Linked DNA regions of Homo sapiens: region 1 is linked to region 2. The links are chromatin contacts, found by Hi-C in ENCODE. All regions are on one chromosome and are shown on one strand. Each heading gives the region's core, a stretch centred on a gene start or an enhancer-like site at or near the end of the contact. The rest is flanking DNA. Distances are from core to core; before and after follow the strand shown.

Region 1 (6,358 bases), core at 1,748-4,247, 390 kb before region 2:
GTCTCGGCCAGGCTAGTCTCAGACTCCTGACCTCAAGTGATCCACCCATCCTGGCCTCCCGGAGTGCTGGGATTACAGGCGTGAGCCACCATACCCAGCCTGATCTCTGTTGTTTAAGAGATTTCACGGCTCAGATATTAAATGAATACAGACTAGATACTTTAACCACAATAAATATTTTGGCCTCTTAAAATCCTAGCGAAAGACATAACTGAAAGAAAGAACCAAGCAGGGAAAAATGTTTTCACAGCACCACAGAGCTGCACAACACACATGATCCCTCAGTGTTTACGTGTACCTACTCAAGTAGGATTGTAAAGTATGATTATGTAGTATAGATATATATATGTGTATAATTATATAAAATATAAAGTAGTAAGAGTTTTATCAGCAGTCTGTGGATTCAAACTCATTTACAGCCATATTTCAACATTTTTAGCAATTTGATATGTAGTAAATTCTTATCCAATATTTTTAAATAAAATGGAGAGCCTTCACTACTCTGACTGTGCCAAGGAAGCATTGTCAATGTGATCCTTGGCCGAACAGAGATGTCTGTGACACCTCAGAAGGAAATTCTTTAAATATTTCTTCAACATGTCTTTGATAGGGGCCAGTTAAGTGTAATTGAAAGAGTTTCTCTTTGTTTTCACTAACAGTACCGTCTACTTCAGTGGAACATATGTCAAATAATCTTTGACCAGTTATGCAAGGAATTGCTTACAGAGAACTGAGTTAATTAGCACCATGCTTGCAATTTATTCCAGAGATTGTGTGTTTGTTTGTTTTAAGCAATGCTTATATATTGGTGTCCCAAGCATTTGCCCATGTGGTCCACCTCTTAACTGAACCGTATTATCACCCACATTGCTTTCTCTAAATGAGCTTGCCCTCATCCACAGCCATAAGCCCATAATTTAGTTTTCTTCATGGAAAATCAAGTAACAATCCACAGTTGATCAATAATTGTGCAAATCCTTACAAAATTGAGAGAAAAATATTTTTAAGTTCAGGGTAACTATATTCCCTAGTCATCTACTTAATACTTTGAACAGAATTGGTGCGAAATGAAAGTTTGAAGAAATATGTGGAAGATTGAAGAAATGGTTCTTATAGATAATACAATACCAATTTCTTAACAGCTACAGCAATGTCCTTAAGAAAGATCTTAGCTTCTTCATTACATTTAAAATAGTCACTTTGCAGTGATTGTTCTGAAAAAAAAATTAGAAAATAAAGATCTCTTATTTATCTATCCAAATCCTACTTAACCTTTTATGATCTAGCTCAAATGCTTACTCGGCTGGAAGTTACATCTTCAGTCTCTGAATTTTTATTGTACATTACACTAATCTCTTTTGTACTTATTTCCTATTCCATAATGTTATAATTTAGGTATATATTTTATGCTCCTTGAGGACAAATGTGCTGGAGATTTACATATTAATATTTTATAACTCAGGGCAAGAGGGTGTAATGATTTTTTTTTCCTATGAAATATGTTCTGAGTGTCTAGACATTAACAGAAAAATGTATTTGTACATAAGTACTAGGGTTGCATTGGCATGCCGATCTAGAGATCAAGTATGAAAAGAGTTCAAGGTTCTAGGTCTGTCATTGACAGTGACCTCAGATACATGTGAATAATTTAGGTCTTAATAACTTTAGGTCTCCTCAGTGGGTAACATTCCTTTTTTTTTTTTTTTTTTTTTTGAGACGGAGTCTCGCTCTGTCGCGCAGGCTGGAGTGCAGTGGCACCATCTCGGCTCACCACAACCTCTGCCTTCTGAGTTCAACGGATTCTCCTGCCTCAGCCTCCCGAGTAGCTGGGATTACAGACGTGCGTCACCACGCCCGGCTAATTTTTGTATTTTTAGTAGAGACGGGGTTTCACCATGTTGGCCAGGCTGGTCTCAAACTCCTGACCTCAGGTATCCACCCGCCTCGGCCTCCCAAAGTGCTGGGATTACAGACATGAGCCACCGCGCCCGGCCAACATTCTTCATGATAACATTTACCCAAGCATATTTGCTAAGAATTGTGAAATTAACCTAGCGCATTTAAGAAGGAAAATAAAAACTATCCCAAATTAATAGTAACATTGTAACATAAATCAATACGATTATCTTGAAGAAATGGGATGATTCTAGTGAAGCACTGAAATGTTTTGTTGTTTGGCCTAAACGGTTTTTGCACCGAACAAGAAACACCCTTTCTTGGATTGTCTTACCTTAAGCTTAAGTGACTTGATTACAGGTTCAGCTTTCTAACTGAAAAATACTTTAACCTGGCCCTATCCAAGGTCATTTTCTATTAGAATCTCCTAAACAACCCTTTACATCTAATTTTTCTTGCTCAACACAACAGAAGCCTCTTAAACACTCCCTTTCCTATTTGCTTGTTAAATTCTCCAGTTTGCCACGGCAAAATGTCGGAGGAAGTTAACTTGTAAAGGAACGGCAAGAAGAGAACTGAAATCGAAGGCATAATCTAAATGCAGGTGTGTAATCAGGTCGCAGGCATAGGGCAGTGGCTTGGGAGTCCCGGATTTGTCACCTCAGTAATTTAACTACTACTGAGGGTTGAGCGAAGTCACCTCAGCTGCGCTAGGGCAGGAGATCTGGGCACTTGGTCCCACCCGCCACCTCTCTCTCCCCAGCCTCCAAGGAGCGGGGAGAAGGCTCTGCCCTGCCCAGTGATGCCCTGGTTCCGGGAGGAGAGTCCCCGCTCAGGGTTCCCGCTGAGTGCCTCCTAAGCGCCACCTCTGAGGAGACGTCCCTTCCAGCGCCCGAGGGGCGTCTTACCCACAACAAACAGCTGCTCCAGCGCCTCGACCGCGACCGAGGAGCCCAGGGTGGAGGGTAAGGTGCATAACTCCAGGGAGGGGCCAGTGGAGACGGCAGCCGCCTGCACCAGCTTCTCGCCAGCGCCCAGCCCTGGGGTCCAGGGGCTCAGGGCCATTTTGCCGCTCTACTTGAGCGCCTCCTAAGCCAGAGCCAAGGATTGCCGGTTGCCACGGGCAACGAGGACACCGAGGTCGTGGGGCGCCCCCTCGTGGCCCGCACCTCTAGTAGGTACCCTCCTGGTTCTCTAATTTTATCCACGATAATTAAGCAGTCTGGGAAGAATGACTCTCTCTTTAGCTAATTTTTCCCCTTTCAATTTCCATTGCGTTAGTTCAGGCCTGTATCTTTTTTGTGGGCCACTGGAATCATAATAATGATCACTTTTGAGCGCATCTTTGTGCCGGATACTGCAGGAGAACCTTTATATACAGTAGCTCACTTAATCTTCACAAGGACTTTGTGAGCAGGCTCTTTTAGTACCTCCACTTTTACAGACACGTAAACTGAGGCGCGGGCGACTAAATGAACGGCTCAAGACCACAAGAGGATAATATTGGATTTAAAGTGACGTCTGGGCCGGGCGAGGTGGCTCACGCCTGTAGTCCCAGCACTTTGGGAGGCCAAGGCGGGAGGATCACCTGTGGTCATGAATTCAAAACCAGCCTAATCAACATGGTGAAACCCCATCTCTACTAAAAATACAAAAATTAGCCGGGCGTGGTGGCGCGTGCCTGTAGTCCCAGCTACTCAGGAGGCTGAGGCAGGACAATCGCTTGAACCCGGGAGGAAAAGGTTATAGTGAACCGAGATCTCGCCATTGCACTCCAGCCTGGGCGACAAGAGCTAAACTCCATCTCAAAATAATAAAATAAAATAATAAAGTGAAGTCTGTATGACTCTTTCTACTATGCTACAAAACCTTCTTTTGTACTAATTTAGAACTTTCCTTGTATCTAGTACATCACTGAGCACATTTTGCCTTGAATCATAGTGATTTTTCTCTGTCTTCCCATCGAACTGTGAGCTCTGTGATGACGGGGACAGGAGGATATTATTCATTTTTCTCTGCATCTCCAAAATTCAGCTTAGCATGAGGCTTAGGTTGAGTCTGTCAGTTCCTTTTCCTCTGGTGGGTTAGAGAGAAGCAAAGGTGATTCAACCCTCCTCTTCTTTTCTCTACAGATGGCAAAATTGAAATTAGAATGATAGTAACAATGACAATAGCTATCAATTGTTAAATGCTTATTTTGTTCCAGGCACTGTTTTAAATACTTTGCAGTACCCCATTTAACCCTCACAAATAATCTTTTGAGCTAGGTATTATTGCCTGCTTTGCAAGTGAGGGCACTGAGCTACATCCTAAACCACTGTGCAACACTGCCTTGGAGGGGACACAGCATACCAGTAGCAGAACTAGTTCTAGAATCCAGGCCTCCTTCATCCAGGGAGTGCCATATTTTGGTGTTGGAAACCATCCTGGACAACATCCTCCTTTTTTGCTGGATTTGGTCTATTGGTATTCAAATCTGTTCCTGCCCTTCTGGGCCCTCCTCTGTGTGGCAGGAGTAAGAAGACTGGATATGAAATTTCCTGGATGTCCTTGCCACCTGTTTTCTTGGTAAGTTCCACTAATGGGAAACACTTGAGGGAGATTAGAAGGCCGAGAAATCATGCATTTCTGCCTCCAGAAGTGGTAGTTTCAGGCTACAGTTGACTGTAGGTCCCAGCAGTTTTGGTGGCTCTAGAAGTGGCAGGAGTAGGAGCCAAGTGACTCCAGCAGTCTCCAGCTGCTCAGCACTATATGTGAGCTTGTGCGTACAGTACAGGTGTTATGGCAGCTCTGATGTCTGGGGTCTTCTTTATCTTCTTACCCTTTGGCTTCTATACCCCTTGTAACAAATTCCTTGTGATATACTTCTCTCTTCTGGAAATATCTAGACTGGACTACTTCAAGGCAACCCTTAAGCTGTCACCAGAAGACTCTTCTTACATATCGCATCATTTGGATCACATTGCTCTCCATTATCTATGAATAAAGGCTAATCTTAAGGGGGCATTTTGTGTCCTCCCCACTTACTGGATTTGTTACAGATTTTCTTACATTTCTCTATTTCCCTTCATGTCTCTAATACTTTCTTTTTCCCTGAACTTTGTGAGAAAGTTACATGTACATACACATACATATGTATAAAGTGGGAAAAGCAAGTTGAAAAAGAAACGTACAGTATTCAATTAATATTTAATTTTTATAAATTAAATATTTTGTGAGAGATGATCAGCTTCTAACTTGTCTCATGGTTCCTTTTATATGGGATGCCCTGTACAAAATTCAACCACAATTTTTCAAAGGAAACTTTATAAATTCTGAAATAGAAATCTAGGCAAACAACATGAATCATCACTTAATAAAAGAAAAAAAATTCCGAGAAACATACGGAAAGAACATTTACCCTCATTAGCATTCAAAGAAAAATAATACTCTCATTTTCTCATAATATTAAGATTAAAAAGAATAATACTTCAAAGTATTGACACTGGGAATATGCATACTATCTGAAGGACAATTTGGAAATTTGTGTAAGGAGCCTTGACATACAGTAATTCTTCTAAGAATTGTTCTTAAAGAAATAATCACAGGTTTGTCCATGGGCATAGGTATGAACTTGTTTATTGCAGTCCTGTTTTAAATACTGAAAAATAGCCCAAATGATCTACAGTAGGACACTGTTGTTAAGTAATTTATGGGACATCCATGCAGTGGAACAATCTAGAAGGCAATCCGCCATGTGGTTAAGAGCTTGGGTTCTGGTGGATTTAAATGCGTTCCACTACTGATTGGATGGAGTATCTCCTGAGACAGCCTCCCAGCTCATGCTGCCAGTGTCTCAGCTCTAAAGGGGTGGTGACGGTGATAGGAGTTCTCAGTTCATAGGATTGTTCAAAGGATTAAATTAAGTGAGCACATGGTAGATACTTAAAAAACACTAATGATAAAGTAATAATAGGGTACCTATTAAGAATAATGGGTAGAAATTTACATGTACATACACATACATATGTATAAAGTGGGAAAAGCAAGTTGAAAAAGAAATGTACAGTATTCAATTAATATTTAATTTTTACAAGTCCATATATCTATAGAGATGTATATAGGTATATCTCTATAAACATATGCATAGAAAATGGTCTGAGAAGAATTGTTCACTAAAATGTTACCTGTAGTTATTCCTGGTTAGTGAAATTATAGATGTAATAGGTAAAATAATGCCTCCTCAAAATGTCCACATCCTAATCCCTGAGACTTGTGAATATATTAGGTTACCTGGTAAGGGGTAATTAAGGTTGTAGAGGAAACTAAGATTGTTAATCAGTAAACTCCGAGATGAGGAAAGTAGCCTAGATTGTCCAGGTGGGCCCAATGTAATCACAAGAGTTGTTTTTTTTGTTGTTGTTTTTTGTTTTTTTTTTGAGACGGAGTCTCACTCTTGTCACCCAGGCTGGAGTGCAGTGGC
Region 2 (7,219 bases), core at 3,786-6,285:
CATGGGATAAAAGCTGGCTTACAGTTTTTTGCAGAGGCAGTTCTTAATTAGGAACAGTAAGCTTCCCCCCAGTGGATTCCTGTCCTATCACTGCTCTAGTGTCTGCAAACTAAAAACAATAGAGCCTCTGCTGGTGGATAAACTCACCAAATAGATGAGACCTGGCAAAGCCCAAACACAGTAGAAACAAGTTCAGGCTCAGTTATCAATTAGAAATGTAAAGCAAGAAGGCTTAGCAAGGACTGTGAATTTTTTTATTTACTAAGGCACTAAGTGGATAAATTAGTGTGCCCTGTGATAATGCTAACAATAATAGTAACATATATTGGGTTTTTACTTTGTGCCAGACTCTGTGCTAAGATCTGTACATGTATTTTGTATGTAACTCTCAAAACAACCATTTTAGGAATAAGGACTACGAATATTGCCATTTTACTGAGAAAACTGAGGCATAAAAAGTCCAAGTGACATGTCTGAGATCTGAAAGCTGTAAGTGGTAGAGCAAGGATAGTCTTCTAGCCTTCACATATTCTGAGAGCAGCAAAATTAAAGGTGATTTTAATTGCCAAAAATAGAATGTCTTTGACATGGTTTAACTGTTAACACCAAGCTTTCTTTATCCATTGAAAGGAAGCCTTGTGTTTTAACATCAGTTAAAAAAAATCTATCATAAGTTTTAATGTTGCGATTTTTAGATCATTCTAATAGCTGTATGTATTTTTCTCTCCAATAGAATTGAAGCAATTTATCATATTGAAGTAAAACAAAAGAAGAAAAGTCATGGCTTATTGATCCCACTTTTGTTAATTGAGTTAGAGACTGTGGGAAATTTCCATTTTGAAGAAGGCACTCGATCTGATGACTGGTAAATCTGTTAGAAATTTAGTATAGCTTTAAAAATAACTTAAGTACTTAGGATCATCAACCAGAATATCAACTTATAAAATCTTAAAATGTCCCATTTTTGAAACATTTCTCATGCAGAATATTCATCTATTGAAAATTGGCAGGCATCTATTGAAAACTGAAAATTACCTACTTTCCGCCTATACATTTCTGTTTATGCCATTACCGTGAGCCAACCTTGAAGACATCCTAATGGTTTATCATTGCTCTTTACCCAATTTTTCTTAGCCCAAGAGCAGAATATAATTTAGAAAAAAAAATTTATAATCAAGTTTTAATTTTTAAAATATGTTTATACTGTTTGTTTCCTGACTGGATATAGTGCATGATTCTGAATATTGGTTGAGAAACTGGAAGAGAGCAGGAATGCCAAAGCAGGATTGGCAACAGCAGGTTGCCAACATGGGAGGAGACTGTCTAGCAAATCTTCTGTAGGTCTGTGGTCAGAGTGGAACCCACTGTTTAGAGATAGCTACAGTCAGGGTGCACACGAACACTACATGTTAGCATAAAGTATATGCTTATACCAGGAATTCAGGTCAAAAGCTTGTATCAACAAAAATGGAGAGACACCAGAATCAAGCAGAAAGCAGACAGCCAGGCTTTAGAACCAAGGCCTACTAGTAGATACTAGGAAGTGGTTGTGTTGCTTCAATTAGAGGGGCACAATTTCAAATTACCCTTAAAAAAAGTCTTGAAGAAAAATATTGTTAAGTATCACTTTCACATTTCTGAGTCATTTTTTCAGAACTGAAGAGCCTGTGAAACAGAGAAAGATTGCTCTAGAGCCACACAATAGGAACTGGGTACATGGAAATACACCAGGAGACATGTCAAACTATAGAATGGACTTGGCACATAACCCTGGAGCATGATTTTACTTGAAGTCAATGTCAAAATAAATACTAATTTTTATAGTGTAGAATGTAAAACTTACACTAACTTTTTAGAAAAAAAAACTGTTATTGTTATGGGTTACTTTAAACCAAGTCCCCTGATTTCTATTAGACATGGCTTTTTTCTCACCTCTGTGAGTAAAAGCTTCTCAAAGGTCTTGGGAGAACTCTGATGGAAAAGTGTAAGAAGCTCTTCGCAAGGGAAAAAGAGGCCTTTGAAAATACTTTCCTTTGTATTAGTACATCCATTTGCCCAGCAGTTACTACTGTTTGCTTAACCACATTTTTTGATTTTTATATACAAAGATATAAAAGGTGTTCATCCAGCTCCCATGTAAACAAGTAAAGGCCTTGATTTTTCAAGTGCAAAAACTGAATGGTGTGTCTCTACTGGGTGCACATTTATATTCACTCAACCTAAACAGGATTTTTTTTTTTTGAGATAGAGTCTCGCTGTGTCCCCGAGACTGGAGTGCAGTGGCCCGATCTCAGCTCGCTGCAACCTCTGCCTCCCAGGTTCAAGCGATTCTCCTGCCTCAGACTCCCGAGTAGCTAAGATTATAGGTGCATGCCACCACACCCACTAATTTTTGTATTTTTAGTGGAGACGGGGTTTTGCCATGTTGGCCAGGCTGGTCTCAAACTCCTGGCCTCAAGTGATCTTCCCACCTCGGCCTCCCAAAGTGCTGAGATCACAGGCATGAGCCACTGTGCCCAGCTCCAAACAGGATTTTTAAAAATTATTTGTTTCTTTTTAAATTATTGCAGAGGAAACTCTTTGCAACAAGTGGATTAGTGAAAAAAAAAAAAATGTAAAAGCAAAATGACCAAAAAGCCATTTAGATAACTATGTCAGCCTGATAGTAAATTAGATAGCTTTGATGGATTTTGATTAGCATTAACCTGTTTACTTGGTTTTAATAAGAGTAACTTTGATTTGTTTTAAGGAATATATCAAATATATGTTAGCAGAATTTAAAGTACTGTTTTTTAGTTTTAGCATACTGCAAGCTTGGCTACTTTTCCTCTGATCTTTTATGTATGTTAAGAAATAACTACTAAGTGCTTTAAATTGCTATGCTACATTTCTAGTTGTTTTATTTAAACACTGACTTCTCCTATTAATATTTTTAAGGCTAAGGATTCAGTATTTAAATAAAAAGTATTTCAGTAGAACTAGGACTGAAAGATTTTCTGTTAAAATTATCTTTATGTCTTTAACAACAACAAAACACTGCATGTTTCTAATTGTATGTCATTATCTCTTAGCTTCATTTCTTTTATGAAATAAAATTATTATATTTTCCAGTTTACAAAAATCTTATTTTATAGAGACATGCTAGTTGAGTGGATTGTTGCTACTATACCTTTATTATTATAGATTTGTATTATTTACCGATGTGTTGCCAATTGAGTTACCCATTGACATCATACAACATTTATCAAGTAGGGACTTCAAAGCATAAAAGATGCTGTCCTTGTGCCTGAGAAGCTGTCAGCCTGGTCATAGATACAGTGTATTTACAACTAAAAAAAAAAAAACACCTTTAAAATACGACAAAACAATATATAAGTGACTCTGTAAGTTCCTTTGGGGAAGATATGATGTTTTGTGTCTTATAAGACATAACATCTAGCATGGGACTGGATTAATAGCCCAGTACATATTTACTAGTTGAAGCTTCCATATCACTTTATAGATACACAACAGTTTTGCTTTGGTGTATATAATGACTTTCAGTAATTAATCTGCCTCTTTATAAAGATTTCATGCTATACTATCTCAAGGAGCTACATAAGCAGAAACTTTCTGTTTTACAGGGCTTTGAAACTGTTGATTTAAGTCAGTAAGCCTGTAAAAGTATTTATTAAACCTTTATATAGGATTATAAAGTATATTTTAATAGATTACATTAAGCTTCAAACATTTAAAAACGTGTGTAGCCTACATTTGCTAAATGAGCACATTATTGTATATTAACAAAATGTGTAGGCATCTTTCTGTGTAACTGAATATATTAGTCATTGATATATATCATTGTGAATGTTTATACCTTCAAGTACCACTGAATGAATGAGGGTAAGGTACACAGTTCAGCTGACTCTAAAGGATTTGAACAGGAGTTATGATTAGTTTAGAGACCATACAGTGGAGAATATTGAATCCTCTACTGTAGGTGAAGAGTCTGAATGTAATTTGGAAGGTAACAAATGGCTGCAAAGGCTTTTGTTTTGTTTTATTGGCAGACTCTTCACCTACAGTAAAGGATCAGTGTTCTCCACTGTATAGTTTTAGACTATCATAACTTCTGTTCAACTCTTTTAAAGTCAGCTGAACTGTGTACCGCACTGCTCTTGAAGCAAACGCAGTACTCCACCACATAAGTGGTTTTGTTTGTTCTGTTTCCTTCACCCAGAATGCTTTTGCATACCTCACACTTACTTCATCATTGCTCAGCTGCTGAATTCCTGGGCAACATAAAATCTCCATGAAAAAATCACACTTCATAGCTCCTGCCTTCCTGGGGAACCAGCCTAGGAGCTAGGTATTGTTTATTCATTCCTTCCACCCATTCATGAGACGCCTCAAGCCCAATATCCCCTATATAGCAAAAACTTTATCTAAAACGCCTACAGCCCTAGTTTCTATCAGAGTGCAGAAAGCTTCCAGGACATGTTACTTAGGGGAAATTTGACAGATTTAGGCCCAGCAAATGATCCCTCTATAGGAGGGGCAGTAGCTTCCCCACCTCAGATGCTAATGTGGCTGTTTTGTAGGTACTCTAAACTGGTTAGCAGGCATCATGCTTGATTGCAACACTATTCATATCTGTCTCCTCTACCAGACTGCGAGCTCCTCTGGGATTAGTTTGGTTTAGGCAGCTCTCCTTTCAACTCTAAGGGAGAAGTAATTTATAAGATCCTGGCTGCATTGATTAAGTATTTGCTTGTGAGAAATATAGATGCCCTAAGTTAGGAGCTCAGCTATTAGGCTCAAGGAGAGACTACCCATCAGGAAGCTCACCTCTGTGACCTTAGCTCACACCCATTTCAGACCCTGGTTGATTATGTAGGTGAGGACCTAGATCTTTCATTAAAGGCAAATGTATTCCTTATAAGACCATTTACTTCCTTCTCAAAATGATCCGTTTTTCAATCTCATCTTAATCTAGGTTCTGTGCTAGACAGGACCGGAATTTTATGCGTATGGCCAGGTGAGGGCAGCAGAGAGCAAACAAGCACTTCAGTGTTATTTTCACACAGCTGGCCCCTGCTCCTCCTCCTCCAATTTTCAGATCAAATATCTTAACGTCTCTGAAAGGTCGTCCCCAAGGCCCTATCTTAAGTAGGTCCCCTTTGCATTCCTTACCCCAAGCTTCTCTTCAGAGCCTTTTTCAGTTTAGAAATTTTATTTCTGGCTTTACTTGTTTAGGCTTCATTAGAGCAGACAATGCCTCTTTCACATCCGTATTCATTGTCAGGAAGTTATTTCAGTAGTCCAATGAGAGATCGTGGTGATTTGGATTAGGATGGTAACAGTGGTGATGATGAAACACGATCACATTCAGGATGGATTTTAGATGTAGAGCCAGGCGGACTTGCTAAAGAATTAGATACTGGGGCCGGGCGCGGTGGCTCACGCCTGTAATCCCAGCACTGGGAGGCCGAGGTGGGCGGATCACGAGGTCAGGAGATTGAGACCATCCTGGCTAACACGGTGAAACCCCGTCTGTATTAAAAACACAAAAAATTAGCCGGGCGTGATGGCGGGCGCCTGTAGTCCCAGCTACTCGGGAAGCTGAGGCAGGAGAATGGCGTGAACCCGGGAGGCGGAGATTGCAGTGAGTGGAGATGGCGCCCCTGCACTCTAGCCTGGGCGACAGAGCGAGACTCCGCCTCAAAAAAAAAAAAAAAAAAAAAAAAAAAAAAAAAAAAAAGATACTGGTGAGGAAGAAAGGAGAGGATTATTCCTACGGTTTTGACTTAAGCTATCAGTTAAATGGTGGTGCCATATACTGAGATGGAAAATACTCAGAGGAGCAGGTTTGGGGTGCAGTGTTAGTTATGTTAGGTTGGAGTCACCTGTTTAACATGCAGATGGACATACCAAGTAGGTAGTTGGATATTCAAGTCTGGGTATAACCAGCTAAGTTGAGTAGAGATCAAGACTAGAAATAAAATGTTGTAATTTATCAGGATGTATATAAAGCCAAGGAACCACGTGAAATCATCTAGGGAGAGTGTTCGTGGAAGCAAGAGGAAGGCCAAAGGCTGATCCCTGGGCAGTTCAACATCTAAAAGTCTGTCTGAGAAGACCCAGCAAGAAAACTATGAAAGAGCAGCCAATAAGAGGAAGGCGTATGAAGTTTCCCTGAAGCTAAGAAAGTGTTTCAGAAAGTGAAGATTGCTCAACCAACCTGTCTTCCAGGCAGAACAAATGTGCAATAAATGAATAAATAAACGGAGCCACTATATGATTACTGTATCTTTAGCAAAAGACACAAAATATGAGCTATAACTTTTATCACGTAGTTTTCTGTTCTTAAACATTTTAAGGAAAATCTATTATTTTCTTCATGTATATTCTGTATGTATTCCCACATAGGTTTAATTTCTGCTATGAATTAATTCTGTCACGTTTTTGTGCCTGGGACTTCAGAACATACGGTATTACAGGAGTAAAAGTAAAACGCATCATTAAAGTTAACAACCGTATTCTGAGACTAAAATTCGAAGAGAAATTTCAAAAGTTTTTGGAGAATGAAGATATGCATGATTCAGAGTAAGAAGCTGAATTCTTTATGGAACAACTTTACAAAAGTGTGACTGTATTTGTAAAATTTCTATTTTAAAAGTTTACAGCATTAAAAATATACATATACCTTGTTAGTAAATGTTTCCTTTTTATGCATCTCCCATGGCCAGGATGACCTCATAATTTATCCACATTGAGCCTGTTTTTGAGGTTGAAGGCAGGGGAGCTATTAATAATGACACTAGAACATTGCATGTCAATGACAAATATCCCTGGCAGGACATATGGTTATCTTATCTATGGCTAAGCTTTTGTGAAATCAATCCTCAAACTTTTTCTGTTTCAATTATTCTTAAGGAGCTACCGAAGGATGCTGGAATGCCTTTTTTATGTTTTTGATCCTGAAGTTTCAGTGAAGAAAAAGCATCTTCTACAAATACTTGAAAAAGGATTCAAAGACAGTGAAACAAGCAAGGTAGCATAAAATGTCATTTAGAATAATGCTTTCTTCCTAGCAAGTGGAGCTCTGCCGCTGGTTAAGCATGATTTCCCAATCCTTTTATCCATATTTATAGTAAATTTCTACTGCTGTTTCACAAAAAGCTTAGTGTTATCATGGAAAGTATAGCATCTTTCCTCTTTGGATTATACCAAAGTAAGC

The links. Hi-C counts contacts between places; a loop is a spot of excess contacts on that map. Pooled maps may share reads with other maps.
Region 1: a loop to region 2 is called in a pooled map, with 6 times the contacts of the local background. The contact joins the promoter of CCDC175 here to the enhancer-like site in region 2. A Hi-C loop is called at or near these places in 6 of 50 pooled maps.

Annotation. Positions count from the first base shown.
Region 1 is chr14:59,573,815-59,580,172 of GRCh38, forward strand. It overlaps CCDC175 (coiled-coil domain containing 175), which reads right to left and starts at 2,998. Exons shown (of 20, transcript NM_001164399.2): 1 at 2,805-2,998; 2 at 1,129-1,214. The coding sequence starts at 2,961.
Region 2 is chr14:59,960,181-59,967,399 of GRCh38, forward strand. It overlaps LRRC9 (leucine rich repeat containing 9), which reads left to right. Exons shown (of 33, transcript NM_001395648.1): 10 at 734-865; 11 at 6,409-6,585; 12 at 6,916-7,033. Among named protein-coding and RNA genes, the nearest start is that of LRRC9, 44 kb to the left of the region's middle. RefSeq lists an enhancer at 5,107-5,166. Within about 2 kb of position 5,036, at least 15 of the 41 ENCODE cell types and tissues checked have a DNase peak (open chromatin) inside an H3K27ac peak, as active enhancers do.